Regions from separate parts of the Homo sapiens genome. Here region 1 is linked to region 2. Evidence: read pairs that join two places in POLR2A ChIA-PET (ENCODE). Cell type or tissue: OCI-LY7. All regions are shown on one strand. Region 1 has its middle 3.4 kb from the start of GBA1. Region 2 overlaps ASH1L (ASH1 like histone lysine methyltransferase).

What was found. ChIA-PET counts read pairs that join two places held together with the same protein. Peaks named below come from ENCODE experiments on the same cell type or tissue, not always from the same donor. Only the 100,000 strongest peaks of a DNase experiment are listed, where the experiment ranks them.
Region 1: POLR2A ChIA-PET joins it to region 2 with 34 read pairs; 3 of 35 experiments call an interaction of 5 or more read pairs at or near these places.

Annotation. Positions count from the first base shown.
Region 1 is chr1:155,243,412-155,245,911 of GRCh38, reverse strand. It overlaps a transcript of GBA1 not described here. Among named protein-coding and RNA genes, the nearest start is that of GBA1, 3.4 kb to the right of the region's middle. RefSeq lists an enhancer at 1,155-2,118. In OCI-LY7, CTCF peaks have their summits at 1,194 and 1,393; a DNase peak (open chromatin) is centred at 1,181; H3K4me3 peaks cover 1,784 bases; H3K27ac peaks cover 2,078 bases.
Region 2 is chr1:155,359,883-155,362,382 of GRCh38, reverse strand. It overlaps ASH1L (ASH1 like histone lysine methyltransferase), which reads left to right. Exons shown (of 28, transcript NM_018489.3): 13 at 1,974-2,082. Among named protein-coding and RNA genes, the nearest start is that of MIR555, 15 kb to the right of the region's middle. In OCI-LY7, no CTCF peak of the experiment used is centred here; no DNase peak of the experiment used is centred here.

The DNA of each region.
Region 1 (2,500 bases), 120 kb after region 2:
TCACAGCACAAGGACGTTTGCACCTGCTGTTTTCCAAGCATGAAACCCTTGGCCCCTATATCTGGTGCTATCACCTAATATCAGGTTTTAGCTCCATTCTCACCATTTCAGTGAGCACCCAATCCCCATCGCAGTCATTCTATCACATAGCCATGTTTTTTTTTGTTTGTTTGTTTCATTTTGTCTTTTTTTGAGACAGGGTCTTGCTTTGTTACCCAGGCTGGAGTGCAGTGGTGTGATTTGGGCTCACTGCAACCTTCCACCTCCTGGGTTCAAGCAATTCTCCTGCCTCAGCCTCCCGAGTAGCTGGGATTACAGGCGCCCGTCCCCATGCCCGCCCAGCTAAATTTTGTATTTTTAGAAGAGATAGGGTTTCACCATGTTGGCCAGGCGGGTCTCAAACTCCTGACCTCAAGTAATCCGCCTGCCTCGGTCTCCCAAAGTGCTGGGATTACAGGTGTGACTCACCGCGCCTGGCCACATACCCATGGTTTCAGCATGTATCACTATCTAAAATTATTATTTTTGTTTATATATCTGTGTCGTCCCATAGAATGTTAAGGTCCCAAGATCAGAAACTTGCTCATTGCAGTGGGTCTAACACTCAGTAGGTCCTCAACAAACATTCGTTAAGATACTAAAGTGGCAGGGTGGGGCCCTGTAAACAGCTTCAGGACCCTGTGCTTGTAGGGGCAACGTGGTGCCCTCCAAGGAAGACAGGGAGGTGGGAGGAGCACTGCCCAGAGATGGCGTCAGGCTGCAAGACTTCTTGAATAATTCAGCATCATAACAACCCAGCCTCAGGAAGGGATAGGGCACGGCCAGGACGAAACATTAGGAGGCGATGGACAATGGGATTCCCACGGGGCAGCTTCTGCGCACTGGACGTTCCCTAACCTGAGGCTCTCTAAAGAGGAAGGTTAGGAATCCTCTGAGCTTCGGTGGGCTGGACTCACTGTGGGAATTCAATCGCCCCCATCCACCAACAGTGTGCTGGCGGGAAAACGCCGACACGCATGCGTAGTTCTCGCGCCGGCTCCTCTCTCTCTCTCTCTCTCTCTCGCTCGCTCTCTCGCTCTCTCGCTCTCTCTCGCTCGCTCTCTCGCTCTCGCTCTCTCTCTCTCTCCGGCTCGCCAGCGACACTTGTTCGTTCAACTTGACCAATGAGACTTGAGGAAGGGCTCTGAGTCCCGCCTCTGCATGAGTGACCGTCTCTTTTCCAATCCAGGTCCCGCCCCGACTCCCCAGGGCTGCTTTTCTCGCGGCTGCGGGTGGTCGGGCTGCATCCTGCCTTCAGAGTCTTACTGCGCGGGGCCCCAGTCTCCAGTCCCGCCCAGGCGCCTTTGCAGGCTGCGGTGGGATTTCGTTTTGCCTCCGGTTGGGGCTGCTGTTTCTCTTCGCCGACGGTAGGCGTAATGAATATTTCGACCTTTGGATCTTAGCTGTCCCCTCCCTGCGTTCGCACTTAACCTTTTTCACCATTATTATTATTATTGTTATTATTATTATTTTTTGAGGGAGTCTCGCCCTGTCGCCCAGGCTGGAGTGTAATGGCGCCTTCTTGGCTCACTGCAACCTCCGCCTCCCGGGTTCAGGCGATTCTCCGACCTCAGCCTCCCAAGTACGTGGGATTACAGGCACCCGCCACCACGCACGGCTAATTTTTTGTATCTTTTAGTAGAGACGGGGTTTCACCATGTTGGTCAGGCTGGTCTCCAATTCCTGACCTCGTGATCCGCCCGCCTCGGCCTGCCAAACAGCTGTGATTATAGGCGTGAGCCACCGCGCCCGGCCAACCATCATTATTATTTTTAACGGTAAGGATGGTCAGATTTTACTAATGAAGAAGAGATTATAAAATCTTCAAGTCTTTATATCCACTTGCTTTTTGAGGGGTGGAGTGGGAAGAAGGTTATGTAATTCATACGTTCTTCAGACATGTGACAAACATTCACGGAGCCCGGCGACGAGCGTCGGGGTTGGGATTCGCACTGGAGCTGCAGATGGGTGCCAGGATGGACTGGTCCCTACCCTCCGCTTGAACCTAGGAGGCGGAGGTTGCAGTGAACCGAGATCGTGCCACTGCACTCCAGCCTGGGTGACAGAGATACTCCGTCTCAAAAAAAAAAACAAAACAAAAAACAAGCGGACTGGGCGCAGTGCCTCACCCTGTAATCCCAGCACTTTGCAAAGCCAAGGCGGGAGGATCCTTTGAGTTTAGGAGTTTGAGACCAACCTGCGCAACACAGTAAGACCCCGTCTCTACAAAAAATACAGAAATTAGCCAGGTGTGGTGGTGTGCGCCTATAGTCCCAGCTATTCTGGAGGCTGAGGTGGGAGGATTGCTTATTCTGGAGGCAGAGGTTGCACTGAGCCGAAATCAAGCTACTACACTCCATCCAGGGCAACATACGGAGACCCTGTCTCAAACAAACAAACAAAAAATTGCTCAGTACCTGGCCAAAAAAGAAGAGGCTCACTATGCAGAGGGGAAGTGGAA
Region 2 (2,500 bases):
CTCACTATGTTGCCCAGGCGAGTCACAAACTCCTGAACACCTAAAACAAAGTCAAGCACGGTGGCTCATGCCTGTAATCTCAGCACTTTGGGAGGCCAAGGCGGGCGGATCACGAGCTCAGGAGATTGAGACCGTACTGGCCAACATGATGAAACCCTGTCTCTACTAAAAATATGAAAAAGTAGCTGGGCGTGGTGGCACGTGCCTATATTCCAGCTACTCAGGAAGCTGAGGTAGGAGAATCTCTTGAACCCGGGAGTTGGAGGTTGCAGTGAGCCGAGATTCTGCCACTGCACTCCAGCCTGGGGACAGAGCAAGACTATGTCTCAAAAACAATAAACAAAAAAACACCTAAAATCCTAAATGATCATTACCTTACATATAATAGAACAAGAGAGGCACTCATGTGATAGAGATTGGTAGAACTGGAAGATTTGTATAGGTAAGCCATAAAAAGTAATTTTAACTCATTTAATAAGTGAACTAAGCCTTTTTTTTTTTTTTTTTTTTGAGACGGAGTCTCGCTCTGTTGCCTAGGCTGGAATGCAGTGGCATGATCTCAGCTCACTGCAACCTCTGCCTCAGGGGTTCAAGTCATTCTCCTGCCTCAGCCTCCCAAGTAGCTGGGATTGCAGACATGCGCCACCACACCTGTCTAGTTTTTGTTTGTTTGTTTTTTGAGATGGAGTCTCGTCCTGTTGCCCAGGCTAGGCTAGAGTGCAGTGGCAGGATCTTGGCTCACCGCAACCTCCGCCTCCCGGGTTCAAGCGATTCTCCTGCCTCAGCCTCCCGAGTAGCTGGGAGTATAGGCACATGCCACCATGCCTGGCTAATTTTTTTTTTTTTTTTTTTTTTTTTTTTTTTGTGAGATGGAGTCTCACTCTGTCACCCAGGCTGGAGTGCAGTGGTGCAATCTTGACTCACTGCAACCTCCGCCTCCCAGGTTCAAGCTATTCTCCTGCCTCAACCTCCTAAGTAGCTGGGATTACAGGTGCACACCACCATGCCCGGCTAATTTTTGTGTTTTTAGTAGAGATGGGGTTTCACCATATTGGTCAGGCTGGTCTCGAACTCCTGACTTCGTGATCTGCCTGCCTCAGCCTCCCAAAGTGCTGATATTACAGGTGTGAGCCACCATACCCGGCCTTAATTTTTGTATTTTTAGTAGAGACGGGGTTTCACTATGTTGGCCTGGCTGGTCTTGAACTCCTGACCTCATGATCTGCCCTCCTCGGCCTCCCAAAATGCTGGGATTACAGGTGTGAGCCACTGCATGTGGCCTCGCCTGGCTAATTTTTATATTTTTAGTAGAGACGGTTTTGCCCTGTTGGCCACGCTGGTCTCAAACTCCCGACCTCAGGTGATCCACCTGCCTCGGACTCCCAAAGTGCTGGGATTACAGGCGTGAGCTACGGCGCCTGGTCTGGTCTTGAACTCTTGGCCTCAGGTGATCCTCCCACCTCAACCTCCCAAAGTGCGGGGAATACAGGCAAGCCATATTTTAGGACTTTGAATACCAAGCAGGAAAAGTTGAAGCCTAATTGACAACATAGAACATGTTTTCAAGAAAAATTATTTAGGATTCTTACTCTGGCAGTATTATACAGGCTGCCAAGGATAGAAAAGAGATTAAAAGTGGAGGCCAGGCGTGGTGGCTCATACCTATAATTCTAGCACTTGGGAGGCCGAGGCGGGCAGATCACCTGAGGTCAGGAGTTCAAGACCAGCCTGGCCAACATGGTGAAACCCCATCTCTACTAAAAATACAAAAATTAGCCAGGCGTGGTGGCTTACACCTGTAGTCCCAGCTACTCAGGAGGCTGAGGCAGGAGAATCGCTTGAATCCGGGAAGCGGAGGTTGCGGTGAGCCAAGATCGCACCACTGCACTCCAGCCTAGGCAACAGAGGGAGACTCCGTCTCAAAAAAAAAAAAAAATTTCCAGCCTTTATAACTCTGTTTTCTCTCTTTACAGGTCTGTTAATGGAGTATACCGGATTGGACTCTATGCTCTTAAAGACATGCCAGCTGGGACTGAACTCACTTATGATTATAACTTTCATTCCTTCAATGTGGAAAAACAGGTAAGAATAATAAATCCTAGAGGGAGATTGAACTTTATCCCTTACAATGCTGTAATAACATGAGCTTTCTGTAAACATGATTGACTTGGAGCCATTAAGAAGTATGTGGGAGGCTGGACACAGTGGTTCACACCTTTAATCCCAGCACTTTGTGAGGCTGATGTGGGCAGATCACTTGAGCTCAGAATTTCAAGACCAGCCTGGCCAACATGACAAAACCCTGTCTATCAAAAATACAAAGATTAGCTGGATGTGGTGGCGCGCACCTGTAATCCCAGTTTATTGGAGGCTAAGGCAGGAGAATTGCTTCAACCTTGGAGGCGGAGGTTGCGTTACGTTGAGCCGAGATTGCACCACTGTGCTCCAGCCTGGGCGACAAAGCAAGACTGACTCTGTCTCAAAAAAAAAAAAAGTATAT